Linked DNA regions of Homo sapiens: region 2 is linked to region 1. Evidence: read pairs that join two places in POLR2A ChIA-PET (ENCODE). Cell type or tissue: MCF 10A. All regions are shown on one strand.

Region 1 (8,000 bases):
CATTCACTAATTTACCTATTCACGTATCCAAAATGAAAAATGACACGTGCATGCACACACTTCCAATTCATATCCATTGCTATAGTTGATGGTGAAAGATAGAGCTGTAGTAGCCAGTGAAGTAAATATACCTGGACCATTGCCCTCATGAATAAGTATTCTAGTTTGGTAGACATTTTTCACAGAATCACACATATCAGTGTAAACTTGCAGTGGTGCATCATAGTCTGAAAGAAAGGTTGATGGTCCTGTATCTGAGTGCACAATGGGGGCTTTAACCTAGGTGGGAACGTCTGAGTGAGTTTCTTGAGGAAAGGACACTTGAGGGTAATGTGAGTTGGGAGCCAAAGGCTCCCGTGCGAAATCCACAGTCTGTGCTGGGGAGAAAGCATGGTTAGTTGAATGTTCTTGAAAGACAGCCAGTGTGGCTAGGTGCTCAGAGCTGGCACAGTGGCCCCTGAAGAAGCTGGAGGGCCAGGCAGGGCCCCGTCACACACAGCTTTGTGAGCAAGTAAGGATTGGGGTTATTCTCCCAAGGGCAGCAAGGTGCTGCAGGGAGGTGATATGCTCTGATTTTGTCAAGACCATAGGGGCTGCAATGCAGAGGGCAGACAGGAACAAGAAGAATAAGAAGACCAGCCAGGAGGTTAATGCAGTCATCCTGGCAACAGATGATTGAGGTAGGGACCAGGATGGTGATGATGATGATGAAGAAATTGGACAAAATTGAGAGGCATTAGAAGAGACAATTGAGGGACTTGGTGATAATTTGGAATGGGAGGTAAGAAGTGGTGCCAAGGGTGATACTTGTGATTTTGTTATAATTTTCCGACCACCTACACACCTCTTTTTTTTTTTTTTTTAATAGCTGGGAGGAGCCAGTGAAAAGTATCTCAGATGAGGTCCCAGAAGCTTCAGGACATGGCGTTGACCTTATGGTTGTATAGCAGTGGCAGTTATGCTAAAATCCATGTCTGTCTCCCTGGCCCACCAACCTCCTCCTTTTATTTATTTTTATTTTTTGAGACAGTCTTGCCCAGGCTGGAGTGCAGTGGTGCAGTCTCGGCTTACTGCAGTCTCTGCCTCTTGGGTTCAAGCGATTCAAGCCTCCTCCTTTTAGATAAGAAAATCATTTGATTGTACCTTAGAGTTGTTCTTTTAATCCTTTTGCAGTAAGACAGCTAGTCTCTGGATGTAACCTGCCTCCAGCCTCCCGGGGTTCATATCCTAGGCATGATAGCCCAAGGCATCCTCTTCCCACGTCTGTGGTTTTCCCTAAGATTCTTCAAGGTTACTGAGCATAAACCCACCTCTCCTGTGTTCACGTGTTCTCTAGAGAACTTTGAGAAAATCGACTTTGCTACCCTAGCATGCTGCTTTCTCTGAAAGGAGACAAAGCAACAAGGCTTCAAAAGTTGAAATGAAAGTTAAGAGGATGGCACATTTCTAACCTGGGAGGCCAACCTGGATATTTGGTGCAAGCTCTGCCAGCATTCATGATGAGACAACTGTTTGGGCTGCCTCGTGTGTACACTGAGCAGAGCTGAACCTGAGGCTGAGGGAGGGAAGTAAACCAGCCGAAGCCTCAACTGCAGGATGGTGGATGTTGGCCCTGGGAGACACAGGTCCTGCGACAACTCATCACAAGTCAAATTAAGGGACTAATGCAAGCCTAGTAGATATTTAATGAGAGATTATTGCTGGAGATTATAGGGATACAGAAATTGCTAATAAATCCCTGACCTTTTCTGAGCCTTGGCTCAGTGAAAGAGCTGAATCACCTGCTTGAGGGGATTAAGGACAGCCGCCTCCATCTGGCGAGCCACTCAGACTTTTTCTGTCGTTAGCAAACGCAGCTTGGTGGTGATAGTGTTCTAAACCTTTTAGTGGGAATTTGCTTTTCAGACTAGGAGATCTCAATTAACTTAGATTATATCCCTACTGGGCAGAGATTAGGACTAATGATCTGGTTATGTGTGCACTGTAGTCCCTATCACATTATGGTACTTGGTCCATGATAAATAATAAAACCGTTGTTAATTATTAGTAATCTAATCAGCAGGAAACTCAAGTTGATGAGAGTGGAAATCAAGCTCTTTGTGTGTGTGCATGCATGCACATGTGTGTGTGTGAAAAAGAAGAGACAAAGAGAGATGGGGGTCCCCAGGCAGTGGGCAATGTGATAATTTACACTAGTTCCAGTTTAGAGGTTTAGAGCAGTGGTTGATAACCTGTATTTCTTGAATTCCTTGTTGGAGAAACAGTTGTTTGAAAGAGATTCCATTTCTTAACACAGTGTTATCTGTTTATAGGCTGTAAATAATTATCATCAATATGCAATTTTAATACATTAGAGGCTAACAGAGTTATCTTGAGCTCATAATGTTTGACTTTGCAATATGTAAATATCGTATCCATTTGAACTTAGACAACTAAGATAAACTGAGAAATACTGGATTACACATGTCATATGTAAGACCTTTATGTGTAACATCTGTGTAAGACTTAATTCCAAGAAAAGGAGTTTGCTGGTTTCAAACAAATTGGAGAATCTCTAACGCTGGGAAAACCAAAGGAGGAACATTTACTCAGATTGAATGTGGAGGTTTTGCTTTGCCATTTACCAAAAGAAGTAATTGTAGTAGTGGGTAAAATTTTGATTATTTTCTGGATGTATTTGGAAGCGTCCATTTTATTCTTTTCCAGTAAATATTACTTACCTAGAAAAGGATGCACTTCCTACAGTGCCACACACACAAAAAAAGGTTCAATGACTGATTTGCCTCTAGAGGGTTATGTCCACTAATTGGGCTGATGGCTTTACATGCATGTATCTTCTGACCACTGGGGTCATCACTGTCAGATGCTAGGTTCTTTTCAATTTTTCAAAACTTTTATCGATGTTCAGAGGGTAAAGAAATAGCCTTTGTCTAGGGCAGAAGTTCGTCAATGCCTAGAATAAGACCATGTTCACAAGCCTACTCTTGAAACATCCTAGTTCAGAATCAATGTCTGCAGCTCCCCGTAGCACTGTGTAAAATGGCAATTTTTTCTCTCCCAGACTTCTTTGATTCTCATTGCTATGAAAAGATGATCTTAAGCACCTCTCAAAAGAAGAACTAAAAGGCTTCACCTGACTATTGAATCGTAGTTATAAACATTTTGGGAAACTCCTTTAGCACAAAACGTAATTCCCCGTCTGACAAATGCTTTCCAGTAGGCTCTATTGTGACTACTGTATAAAGGAATGAAAATCCTCCCTGCACATGAAAAGATTCCCAACATTATTAGTCATTAGGGAAATACAAGTCAAAACCACAATGAGATACCTCTTGACACCCACTAGGATGGCTATAATAAAAAAGACAATAACAAATGTTGGCAAGGATTAGGAGAAATTGGAACCCTCGTACATTGCGGGTAGGAATGAAAACTGGTGCAGCTGCTTAGAAAACAGTTTGGCAATTCCTCAAAAAGTTAAGCACGGTGTCATTCTGTGACCCAGCGATGCCACTCCTAGGTGTATACTCAAAAGAAATGAAAATACCAGTTCACACAGAGACTTGTACACAGATGTTCATAGTAACATTATTCACAACAGCCAAAAAGTGGAAATGGCCCAAATATCTATCAGCCGATGAATGGATAAATAAAATGTGATATATCTGGACCGTGGAATATTATTTAACCATAAAAATAAGTGAAGTACTGATGCTACAACATGGCTAGGGCTTGAAAACATTATGTTAAGTAAAAGGAGCTAGACATAAAAGACCGCATCGTGTATGATTCCCATTTATGTGAGGTGTTCACAATAGGCAAATCCATAGAAAAGGAATTCTTCCCACAGCTGGGGGAAGGGAAGACATGGCTAATGTGTATGGGTTTTTGGGGTAGGGAGGAGGGCAAAAATGTTCTGGAGTTAGATAATAGTGATTAATACACAGCTTTGTAAATACTCTAGAAATTGCTGAATTGTATAGTTAAAATGGGTAAACTTATGGTATATGAAGTATATACCAAGAAAGCTGTTATTTAAAAAAAAAAAATTCCTCCCCTGGATTCCAACAGGTATTTGGCCTCTGTATTATAGGTTGTTATTAAATTTGAAAAATGCCTGCCGCATGAGTTGAGTTTTATTTGGAAGAATTATTTTAATTGGGCTTTCAGCCTGTAATCAGAATCTTGAGATGCCATAATTTGCAGAGCAAATACTTTATTTATACTGGGAAAAACAAGGGATTGGGTTAATAGGCTCCTTACCATTTTAAGGGAATAAAAAGAATGGTTTGTATAGCAAGTAATCTCCAGGGAGAAAAACATTGTTTTTCTGTTTCTTTTCTGGTACTTTACTTACTATCCTAGAGGCTGAGTGTGTTTGTAATAAGCATCACTAAGCAATAAGTATGTATGTAAGTATAGGAACTATTAATATTTCAGTTTGGGAAGAGTTGTTTTAGGAATTAGCATTCCTTTTTAGTTTGATTTTGGGAATTCTTGGTGATTAAAAAATGTTTTAAAATCTTCAGCACAATTCACAATTGCAGAAACGTGGAACCAGCCCAAATGCCTATCAGTCAACAAGTGGATAAAGAAACTTTGGTGTATATATATGATGGATTACTACTGAGCTATAAAAAGGAATGATTAATGGCATTTGCTGCTACCTGGATGAGACTGGAGACTATTATTCTAAGTGAAGTAACTCAGGAATGGAAAACCAAACATTGTATGTTCTCACTCATAAGTGGGAGCTAAGCTATGAGGATGCGAAGGCACAAGAATGACACAATGGACTTTGGGGACGTGGGGGAAAGGATGGGAAGGGGGTGAGGGATAAAAGCCTACAAATAGGGTGCTGTGTATACTGCTTGGGTGATAGGTGCATGAAAATCTCACAAGTCACCACTAAGGAACTTATCCATGTAGGCCAGGTGCGGTGGCTCACGCCTGTAATCCCAGCATTTTGGGAGGCCGAGGCGGGTAGATCACCTGAGGTCAGGAGTTGAAGACCAGCCTGGCCAACATGGTGAAACTCTGTCTCTACTAAAAATACAAAACTTAGCCAGATGTGGTGGTGGGTGCCTGTAATCCCAGCTACTAGAGAAGCTGAGGCAGGAGACTCGCTTGAACCCAGGAGGCGAAGGTTGCAGTGAGCCAAGATCATGCCACTGCACTCCAGCTTGAGCGACAGAGTAAGACCTTGTCTCAAAAAAAAAAAAAAAAAAAAAAAGAAGAACTTACCCATGTAACCAAACACCACCTGTTCTCCAATAACCTATGGAAATAAAAAAATAAAATGTTCATTTTATCTAAGTTTACCCATATACGCTAAGAATTAAAGAAAGATTCAGTTTGGATTAGATCCAAGGTGAGTTCAGGTTCTGCTCACTTCTCAAATATTACAAGTTTATTACTTTCCCTGAGATGACCGCAAATCATCTATAAATACTTGCTTTTCTACTTTCTGCCATTTTCTTTTCCACTCTGACCATTAAGTGGTAGAATGCCTTGTCCACTGTCCTAAGAAGGTCAAAGATGAACCCATTCTTAAAGATTATCACCGGGTAACCAAAACATGGGGGTGAATTTTAGGGAATTTCCAGCCTTGTTGTCAGGTTAGAAGTTTCCAGCCTTGTGTGGTTCTCTGCTGTGGAAGAAGTTGCTGCTGTTGATCATTTATTTTCTGGGTGAGAATCCTGTCACCACTTGCTCATTTCCCCCTAGAGGATGGCCCCACTGCCTTCATGCTGCTTCCTTTGGTAGTGTCTTTGTTCTTGGCTCTTTTAATTTTCCTCTGAATCATTTTTCTTCTTTTATTCTTTGTTCTATTTTTCCTTTCTTCTAGTCACCTGAGCAGGATTATACTTAACTCAGGGACACGTTTAAGGCAGTTTGATGGTATGGGCTCTAGAGCAAGTCTCCATGTATTGGCTCTGCATCTTTGGTCAAGATACTTAGTTTTACCAAGCCTCAGTTTCTTCATCTGTAATATGGGCTAGTGATAATGTCAACCTGGAGGACTTACTGAGATCAAGTGAGAAAATCTATTTTAAGCACTTACCCAACATTTATAGACCACTTAATTTGTGCTTTTTGAAGGAGACCGCAATTAGTTCTACAGCTTCTGTTAATAGCAGAGCAATGTAAAGGTACCTGTCACCTTATGCTGCAGTTTCTTCACCTGTAAATTGAAGATAATTTTACAGGTTACTACAGCTTGAGGTTACTATGAGAACTAAATGAGATACTACATGCAAAGCACTTAAAACCATACCTAGCATATGGAAAGCTCTCAATCAATGCCAGCTATTATTATTATTATTATGTTATTCCTGTACTGTTATTGGGAAAAACTAAAAGGATATGTGACCACAGCATGCGATTGATTCATCCTGGTTTGGTTAAGCCCTATCCTGAGGTTGATTTCCATGGCTAGCAACTTGACTGTCCTTCTCTTGCTCTTTCAGCTGCGCAGTTGGACAGCATTGGCTTCAGCATAATCAGGAAATGCATCCATGCTGTGGAAACCAGAGGTAAAGTAGTTTAACAGATGGCATTGTTCTCATAGAAGGTCACGCATCTGGTGAGGAGTCAGACCTGCTACCTGCTGTTTCCTGACTTTAAGTGACTCATTAGCTCCCCAAGTGCCATTGTCAGTGGATTTCCACAAGTCTTGTTGGTCTCAAGCAGGAGGTCCTAACTGATTTTGTGTCACCAACTTCTTTGGCTGATCAGAAGAATGTGTTAAATATCTAAAATACGTATGATTATAGAAACCAGTTACTGAAATTCGATTTTTAAAATATTAAAAAACACAGGGTATCATGATATATGTGTTTCTTTGTTAACACTTTATAAGTGATAGTGGTGGGTCTGATAACTGACATAATTTGGGAGCAGTGATATTTCAAGATATCCATAATAATTGTAATGTGTTATGAAAATATCTGTGATTTCTGACCAAGTTGCAGGTACCGCTAATGCTCCTGTAATTTGTTGCTTACATCCATAAAGGAAGGAAATGCTTAATGTCAGTTATAGGTTAGTGAAGATAAAGATGTAATTGTTTTCCTGTCTAAGTTCACAGACACCCTAAATTTTCTCTGGCAGACATCTTGGGGTCTGTGAACCCAAGATGCTCTGGGGAGCTAGTCCCTGGGGACCACCCAGGTAGAGAAAAGGGGTCAGGCCCATGTTCACACTGATCTTTCCCAGGTCTGTGGGAGCAGGACATTAAGATCAAGGAGGCTGGTTCATCCTGATGGTCTCCATCCCTTCTTCAGAGACAGCCACAAAGGAGATTCCTCAGTCCCAGCAGTTTGAAGCTTTGAGTTTGCTGGTCTGTTGTACCGCTGAGAAAAGCTATTAACCATCTTTCCACTGGATTTGATTTGAACCGTTGTCAGAGATGTGAATCTTATTTACTCACAGCCTCTCAGCCTACCAGCCCTTTTTAAGTAGTGGAAAGAAATTCTCTCTTTTAAAGCAGGATTCATAACTTGCCAGTTGAGAAATATACACTTTTTTTTCCATAAGGACTGTGAGGCATTAAGTAGAGGGAAGAGAGAGAATTTAAAAACCTACCCTTATGTATACTGTCAAAAGATATTTTTTCCAAAACAGTTGTAATGTATGGAAACATTTTTTAAAATGTTCAGTTATTTCCCCTGTACCTCTCTTAAATAAAGAATTAAGGCATCTTGTAAAGGTATGTAAGATATATCCAGAGAATATAAAGTAGAAGTAGGTGACATTTCTGGGAATTGGTCTTGAGGAAATAAGGATATGGGCCAGATTGAGCCATAAGGATGTTTACACCGTGGTGATGTTAAGGTACAAAATCAGAAACGGGCCAAATGTCTCAAAAATGGGTTAAATCAACAGTGGTACATCTGTGTAGTAAAAAACTGTGAATCACTGACAATGCAATGGAAATACATTTTTTGACATACGGCCTTTTTTTTTTTTTTTTTTTTTTTTTTTTTTGAGACAGAGTC
Region 2 (8,000 bases), 390 kb after region 1:
CACCTGTAATCCCAGCACTTTGTGAGGCTGAGGTGGGCACATCACTTGAGGTCTGGAATTGAAGATCAGCCTGGCCAACATAGCAAAACCCCATCTCTACTAAACGTGCCTGTAATTTCAGCCACTTGGGAGGCTGAGGCAGGAGAATCACTTGACCCCAGGAGGCAGAAGTTGCAGTGAGCCAAGCTCACACCACTGCACTCCAGCCTGGGTGACAGAGTGAGACTCTATCTCAAAAAAAAAAGGACATAGCCTGGCACATAATAAGCAGCAAATAAATGTGAGTTGTTTCTCTTACTTTTTATTCTTACTTGCTTTTGTGGACACACTGAAGTAGGCTTTAGGTATGATATGGACGTGGTGGAAGTTACATGTCATTGCAGAGTATGGAACACAGTCACAGCCAGGGCCAGCTGGGGCCAAGGTAGGGAGTGGCTGAAGTGGTGTTCACTGCTTCATCAGGTCTGCCTCTTTTTTAGCCTAGCAATATCTTGTGTTTTCCCTTCTCCATGATCTTTACTAATACCCAGTTTTCTCTTACTTTCCCTGGCTTTTCCTCCCAAGTATGACATCTCACCAAGCTCTCCCCATCTTTACCTTCCATAGAGTTTTATTTGGCTATTTCTTGAAGCATTGATTTTCATCTGAGTTGCCCATCAGATCATTTGGGAATTTGTTTAAAGTATAGATATCTGGGCTCTGCCTCCCAACGATCATCCCAAGTATCTTGATTTTAGTGTTTATTTGAGAGACAGTATGGCATAGTATTTAAGAACATGACCAAAGAGCCAGGCTGCCTAGGCTACGGGTTCGTTGTATGACCTTGAGAAAATTATTTAACTCTCTGTTTCTCACTGTTCTTATCTGTAAAATGGGGGTGCTATGTTCTGAATGTCTGTGTCCTTTCCAAATTCCTGTTGAAATCCTAACCCCATGGTGATGGCATTAGGAGGTGGAACCTTTGGGAGGTGATTTGGTCATGAGGGCAGAGCCCTCATGAATGGGATTAGTGCCCATATAAAAGAGGCCTCAGGGAGCTTCTTTACCCCTTCCCACCATGTGAGGACAAAGCAAGAAGAGAAGATGGCTGTCCATTTGTAAACCAGGAAGCAGGTCCTCACCAGATAACAGTTCTGTCAGTGCCTTGATCATGGACTTCCCAGTCACTAGAACTAAGAGAAATAAATTTCTATTGTTTATAACCCACGCAGTCTATGGGATTCTGTTATAGCATCCTGAACAAACTGAAAGTAAGAGTGCTTATCTCATAAGGTTGTAAGAATAAATGAGATGCCCCTTAAAACAGTGCCTGGAATGACTTTTGTCTTTCTTGTTCATTTTCCCTTCTCTCTTACTTTCTCACCTGGCCTTTCTTTCTTCATTACTTTCTTCTCTCCCTCCAACACATATATATTGTTTTATTCTAGTGGTTTCATACTTGCAGGCCTTCGATTTAGGTTTTTAATCCAATTTGATTTGATTTTTGTATATGGCAAGAGATGACATTGGTCTGGCCAAATATTTTTTGAATAAGACATCAAAAGCACAGTCAACCAGTGCAAAAGTGGACAAATGAGATCACCTCAAGCTAAAAGGCTTCTGCACAGCAAAGGAAACCATCAACAAAGTGAAGAGACAACTCACAGAATGGAATAAAATATCTGGAAGCTACCTATCTGATAAGGGATTAATAAACAGAATATATAAGTTGTGTAAACAACTCAATAGGAAAAAATAATTTGATTTAAAAATGGTCAAAAGATCTGAATAGATGACATACGAATGGCCAAAAATACTCAACATCCTTAATCATCAGAGAAATATAAGTCTAAACTACAATGAGATATCATCTCATCCCAGTGAAAATTGCTTCTATCAAAAAGACAGGGAATTACGGATGCTCTCAAAAGTGTGGAGAAAGGGGAACCCTCATACACTGTTGGTGGGAACGTAAATTAGTACAGCCACTATGGAGAACAGTATGAAGGTTCCTAAAAACAACAACAACAACAAAATAGAGCTACCATATTACCCAGCAATCCCACTGCTGGACATATACCCAAAAGAAAGAAAATCAGTATATCGAAGAGATATCTGCACTCCCATGTTTACCGCAGCACTATTCACAATAGCCAAGGTATGGAATCAACCTAAGTGTCCACCAACAGATGAATAAAGAAAATGTTGTACATATACACAATGAAATGTTATTCAGCCATAAAAAAGAATGAAATTATGTCTCTTTCATCAACATGGATGGAACTGGAGGACATTATGCAAGAGAAATAAGCCAGGCACAGAAAGACAAATATCACATTTCTTGCTCATATGTGGGAACTCAGAGAGAGAAAGAATAGAATGATGGTTACTAGGGTCTGGGAAGGGTAGTGGGGAGGGGGGATAAAGAGGGGGTGTTTAACCGCATATTCTCACTCGTAGGTGGGAATTGAACAATGAGAACACATGGACACAGGAAGGGGAACATCACACTCTGGGGACTGTTGTGGGGTGTGGGGAGGGGGGAGGGATAGCATTGGGAGATATACCTAATGCTAGATGACGAGTTAATGGGTGCAGCGCACCACCATGGCACATGTATACATATGTAACTAACCTGCACATTGTGCACATGTACCCTAAAACTTATAGTATAATAATAATAAATAAAATAAAAAATAAAAAAGAGGGGTGTTTAATGGATACGAAAATGCAGTCAGATATGAGGAATAAGATCTAGTGTTCAGTAGACAACAGGGTGACTACAGTTAACAAAAATTTATTGTATATTTCAAAATAACTAAGAGTGGAATTGCAATGCTTCTAACACAAATACATTACAAATGCTTGAGGTGACGGATATCCCAGTTACCCTGATTTGATCATTATATGGTGTATGCTTGTATCAAAATGTCACATGTACCCTTTACATATCTGTAACTCTTATGTATCCATAATAATTAAAAATAAAAACTTTTTAAAAGAAAAAAAACCCCTATATACTTATGGTCTTAAGCATGGCTTTGGGACCCAGCAATGAATTAGATGTAATTCTAGCCTTATATGGCATTATAGTCTAATTAGTGGAAAATAGACACATAAACAAATAAAGATATGTATGTGTACAATGTATGAATGAGAGAGTTACTGATTTTCTTAGAAAAGAGAAGGGAGAGATGAAAGGCTCCAAAGGGGAAATGAACATGGCATTGAGTGTTAGAATAGAGATGAAATCAATCCATTCCATGCAACAAACATTTTCAAAAGCACCTACTACATACCAAGCACAGGTCTCAGTGCCTTTCTGAAATTGTCCTCCTTTAGAGAGTGGCAGCTTCATTTTTAACTTGATGTTTTAAAAAAATACTTAACTCAAAATAGCAAAACAATCTATAAAAAAAGGCAAAGTTCGAGGACTCACAAAACGTACTACTACTTACATACTACAAAGCTGCAGTAATCAAGACAGTGTAGTACTGGCATGAGGATAGGCATTCAGATCAGTCGGGTAGAATTGAGAGTCCAGAAACCCATATGCCTACAGTCAACTGATTTTTTACAAGAATACCAAGACCATTCAATGAGGAAAGAATCACCTATTCAACAAATAGCATTGGGACAACTGGATAGCTACATGCAAAAGAATATTTAAAAAATTAACTCAAAATGGATTAAAAACTTAAATGTAAAAGCTAAAATTATAAAACTTAGAAGAAAGCATGTATGTACATCAGAATCTCGGATTAGTCAATGGTTTGTTAGTTACAATACCAAAAGCACAAGAAAAAAATAGTCAAACTGGACTTCATCACAATGAAAAACTATTCTGCTTCAAAAGACGTTGTGAAGAAAATAAAAAGACAACCCACAGAATGGTTGAAATTGTAGACAACGTACAGAAATGGTAGAATTTGCAAGTCATATATCCAGTAAAGGTCTAGATCTAGAATATATAAAGAACTTTTATATTTCAACAATAAAAAGACAACCAACATTTCAAAAAAAGGCAAATGACCTGATAGTTCTCTAAAGAAGATGTGCAACTAGCCAATAAGCACATAAAAGATGCACAATATCATTATTCATTACAGAAATGCAAATTGAAAATACAGGAGATATCACTTCATACCCACTAGGACAGCAATAATTGTTTTTTAAAAAAAGGAAAATAAATGTTGGTGAAGATGTGGAGAAAGTGGAACTCTCATACATTGCCAGCGAAATTATAAAATGGTTCAGACACTGTGGAAAACATATTGGCAGTTTTCTCAAAAAGGTAAACATAGAGTTACTATATGACCCAGCAATTCAACTCCTAGGAATTTACCCAGGAGAAATAACATGTCTGCCCAAAAACTTGTACATGAACGTTCATAACAACATTATTCATAATAGCTAATAAGTGGCAACAGCCTAAGTGATCAGCTCATGAGTGGATAAACAAATATGGTAGATTCAGAGGACAAAATGTTATTCAGCCATAACAGGAAATGAAGTGTGGATCGATGCATGCTATAACATGGAGAAACCTTTAATACAGTATGTTGAGTGGAAGGTGCCAGACACAAAAGACTACATATTGTGTGATTCCATTTATATGCAATGTTCATGGTAGGCAAATCCATAGAGACAGAGAAATAATTAATTAGTGGTCGCCAGGGGGCTAGGGAAAAGGGAATTGGGAGTGACTACTAATAGAACCAGAGTTTATTGTTGGTGTGATGGATATGCTTTGAAATTTGATAGCGGGGATGGTTGTACAAAATTAAGAACATACTCAAACTCACTGAATTGTACTTTTTAAAATGGTAAAGTTTATGTCATGTGAATTACATGTCAATAGTCATAACAAAAATTATTAACCAACATATGCTCCCTATTTTCTTTGGAATGTTGATACATTGATACAAATCAGCTAAAATAATAAAGCACGAGTTATGCCATTAATATTCGTTTTACAAAAACACGTGTTTTGCATTCTAGTCGAAAAGTTAAAGTTTATTCAGATTATGATCAGGAGTAGGCAGAGGCCAAGGGAAGGCCAAGCTTAAAGGACTTAGTTGTCAAGACTCCTTTGACTAATTTTTAAACTCCCACATGATAATTCATCTGCTCAGCAAAGCTTCGCTTTGAAAAAACAATTTTTATTAAAACGTTACGGTACAAAAATTAGTGGGTCAAATCCTGTCTCATAGGTACAAATTAGTCATTTTGAAATATGTACGAATTCTTGTGATGCACAGAACAGCTGTTTGGCTGATGCTGACCTGTGAGGCTCTGATGTGCTACTGCAGCCTTTCAGTGTGTCTCCTGGTGAAGAGGGCACCAACAGTATCTGCTCCCTTTTTCTTAAATGTGCTTTTACGAAGTTTATCCCTTGGGAGGACCACCCATGTGAGTGGATGTCAGATTTGCTCATAAGTCCATAAATCATACAGACTTAACCTTGTTTATTAAAGCAGGTCTTTTTCTTCATTTCTGTTCCTTTTGAAGAGTTCAAAAGCTAAAACACTAGCCCCAATGAACTCCCCATCACATCTTAGCAAGCCTAATATTTCTAATTCTAGAGGAAGAACCCCAGTCTGCACTATAAGTAAGAAATAGCATTTTCATTATTTTGTGTGACAAACTGTGTTCTTACTGACCATTTCACTCCAGATATAGCTTAGTATTTTTTTTTCATAGAGATTTCAGGAAACGATAGCATAGTTTTTTAATAGTGAAAATATAAATACAGATTCTGAAGCAGTCTGTGGTCTTAGTATGTGGGAATGATTAGTCATATTGGGGACTGCCCTGATAGTAGGGTGGGCTGGGGGAATTACCCTGAGAGGTTAATTATGAAATTCATATAAAATGGATGAAAAGTCACCTTAATGGATAGAATGACAAATAAGGCAAGAAGAAGAGGGGAAAGATAGTTGGCAAAACAAACCTCAGCAGTGCCTCTTCCAGCACCATCTAGGAAATTATAGGATTTGGGAATTCCCATCCTAGTGGGAAGGCCGTAGCCAGTGTTGTAAACAAACATGGAGGACCTGCTAGCAATACCGTTCTTCTGCAAGATGGCTGCATCAGGCCCCATTAACCTGATAACATTAAAATCAGATTTTTCTGCCTTCTTTTCCCCCATGGATTCAATGTCCACTAGCAACCTTCTGAACATGTCTCCTATGAGACACTATGTTGTAGTGGCTAGGTATCCACACTCTGGTTTACACTGTGTGGGTTCAAATCTCATCTCTACCACTCACTAGCATTGTGATCTTATAAGTTTAGAACCTCTGACTTTATCTATAAGAGGGTTTTAACCACAATTCCTACCGATAGACTTGTGAGGTCATCATGGAAAATGCTTGACACTGTGCCTGGCACAATGTTATTGTTAATAAATGCTAACCATTATGGTCATTGTTATTCTAATATAAGTATGTCTATGAAAATAGAATGGGCTTCTCACATGTGGCAATTATGTTTTTCATTAAAAATTACTAAAATGGGCTTTTTGACTTAATATGTTAATCACCTGAACTTAGTGTAAGTCTTATAGGACTTACAAGAAAAGAGGACTTACAGGCGAATAGATTCAGGTTTCTGATCCTGCCAAGCCAAGGTCATGGCAAATCCACCAAGGCCACAAAAATGCCATCTTGTGAAGCCCCTTGGGGTCTGCCTCCTGGTCTTTCCCTGAAAATGCCATCTCATTCAGGAGCTTGCTTTCAATTTCCTTAAGAGGAGATTCTACAGAGGAAGTAACAAAATGGGATCAATGGTTCACATGGTGAGTGAATGTTGAAATACTGATCTGCTGAGGACTGAGCTTCTGTAATTCAGGTCATACCCTTTTCTAAAACCCTTCAAAGGCTTCCCTTCTGCTTTTAGGATAAAATCCAAACTTTGTGCTAGAGTTCCACAAGGTCTTTCCTCCCTGACTCCTTCTGCCTTTCCAACCACGTTCTACAATTCTCTCTTGCCTTACCATGCTCTAGTTCAGGGGCTGGCAAACTATAGGAAAGTTTGGTAACATTTTATTGGAACACAGCACATCCCTTTGTTTAAGTATTGCCTATGGCTGCTTTCACACTGCAATGGCAGGCTTGGGTGGTTGAGACAGACACATATGGCTCCACTGTAATTGTATGGTAACATTTAACTGTACAGGACTTGGGAAGTTAGGTCTAGCTGTGAGTCCAAGAAAAGGAAATGATTTTGTTCATCAGCCAACAATTTTTGCTATAAAAGCAAAGCAATGTGAGTGGGGGCCCTAAAAATCCCCACTGTTTTCGCCATTCTGACTACCACCCACTCCCCACCAAAGGTCCCTGGGGCACACCCTGCAGACCTTATTACTTTAGGGCACACATTTTGAAAAGGGCTGACTTTGCTAATTTGACTTGGCATTTTGATTAAAGTTACTTTCATATTTTGATTAAAGTTATAACTGCATGATACAGGCATACTCTTATCACCAGTGCTTTAAGAACATGAAACGGGAAGCTGATGACTTCTAAACCATTTCACATTGAGTCTAAATTCACTGCTTAATAATAAATAACAATGATAATAATAGTAACAGATGTGTACCACTCACATATACCACCATCTTATCTCATCCTCACTTATGGTAAGTGCTTCTGTTATTCATTTTATAGATGAGGAAACTAAGGAGAAGAGAAGTTAAGTAACTTGCCCAGGTTACACAATAGGAAGTAATGAATAATGGATCCAGGATTTAAAGCCAGTAGTCTGACCACTGAGCACAATTAATTAATTTTAACTACAAAATCTCACCATATGGTTAAATGAATACCTCATTCTTGTGTAGTAGTTTACAGTTACAAATTGGTGAGTATCTTCATTTTCCATATTAGAAACAAAGGCATGAAAATGTTAAGAGATTTGGCAAGGTTATGTAGCCATTTTTCAGGCAAAAGAATATTAGGAACTTGGTCTTTGGATTCTCCCGCTCACAAACAAAATCTAAACTTGAACTGTATGCAACT

Evidence for each region. Peaks named below come from ENCODE experiments on the same cell type or tissue, not always from the same donor. Only the 100,000 strongest peaks of a DNase experiment are listed, where the experiment ranks them.
Region 2: POLR2A ChIA-PET joins it to region 1 with 5 read pairs; 3 of 35 experiments call an interaction of 5 or more read pairs at or near these places.

The regions. Positions count from the first base shown.
Region 1 is chr5:143,030,726-143,038,725 of GRCh38, forward strand. It overlaps ARHGAP26 (Rho GTPase activating protein 26), which reads left to right. Exons shown (of 23, transcript NM_001135608.3): 13 at 6,471-6,536. Among named protein-coding and RNA genes, the nearest start is that of ARHGAP26-IT1, 160 kb to the right of the region's middle. RefSeq lists an enhancer at 6,188-6,948. In MCF 10A, no CTCF peak of the experiment used is centred here; a DNase peak (open chromatin) is centred at 3,306.
Region 2 is chr5:143,421,558-143,429,557 of GRCh38, forward strand. It overlaps a transcript of NR3C1 not described here. Among named protein-coding and RNA genes, the nearest start is that of NR3C1, 22 kb to the left of the region's middle. RefSeq lists an enhancer at 5,492-5,561. In MCF 10A, no CTCF peak of the experiment used is centred here; no DNase peak of the experiment used is centred here.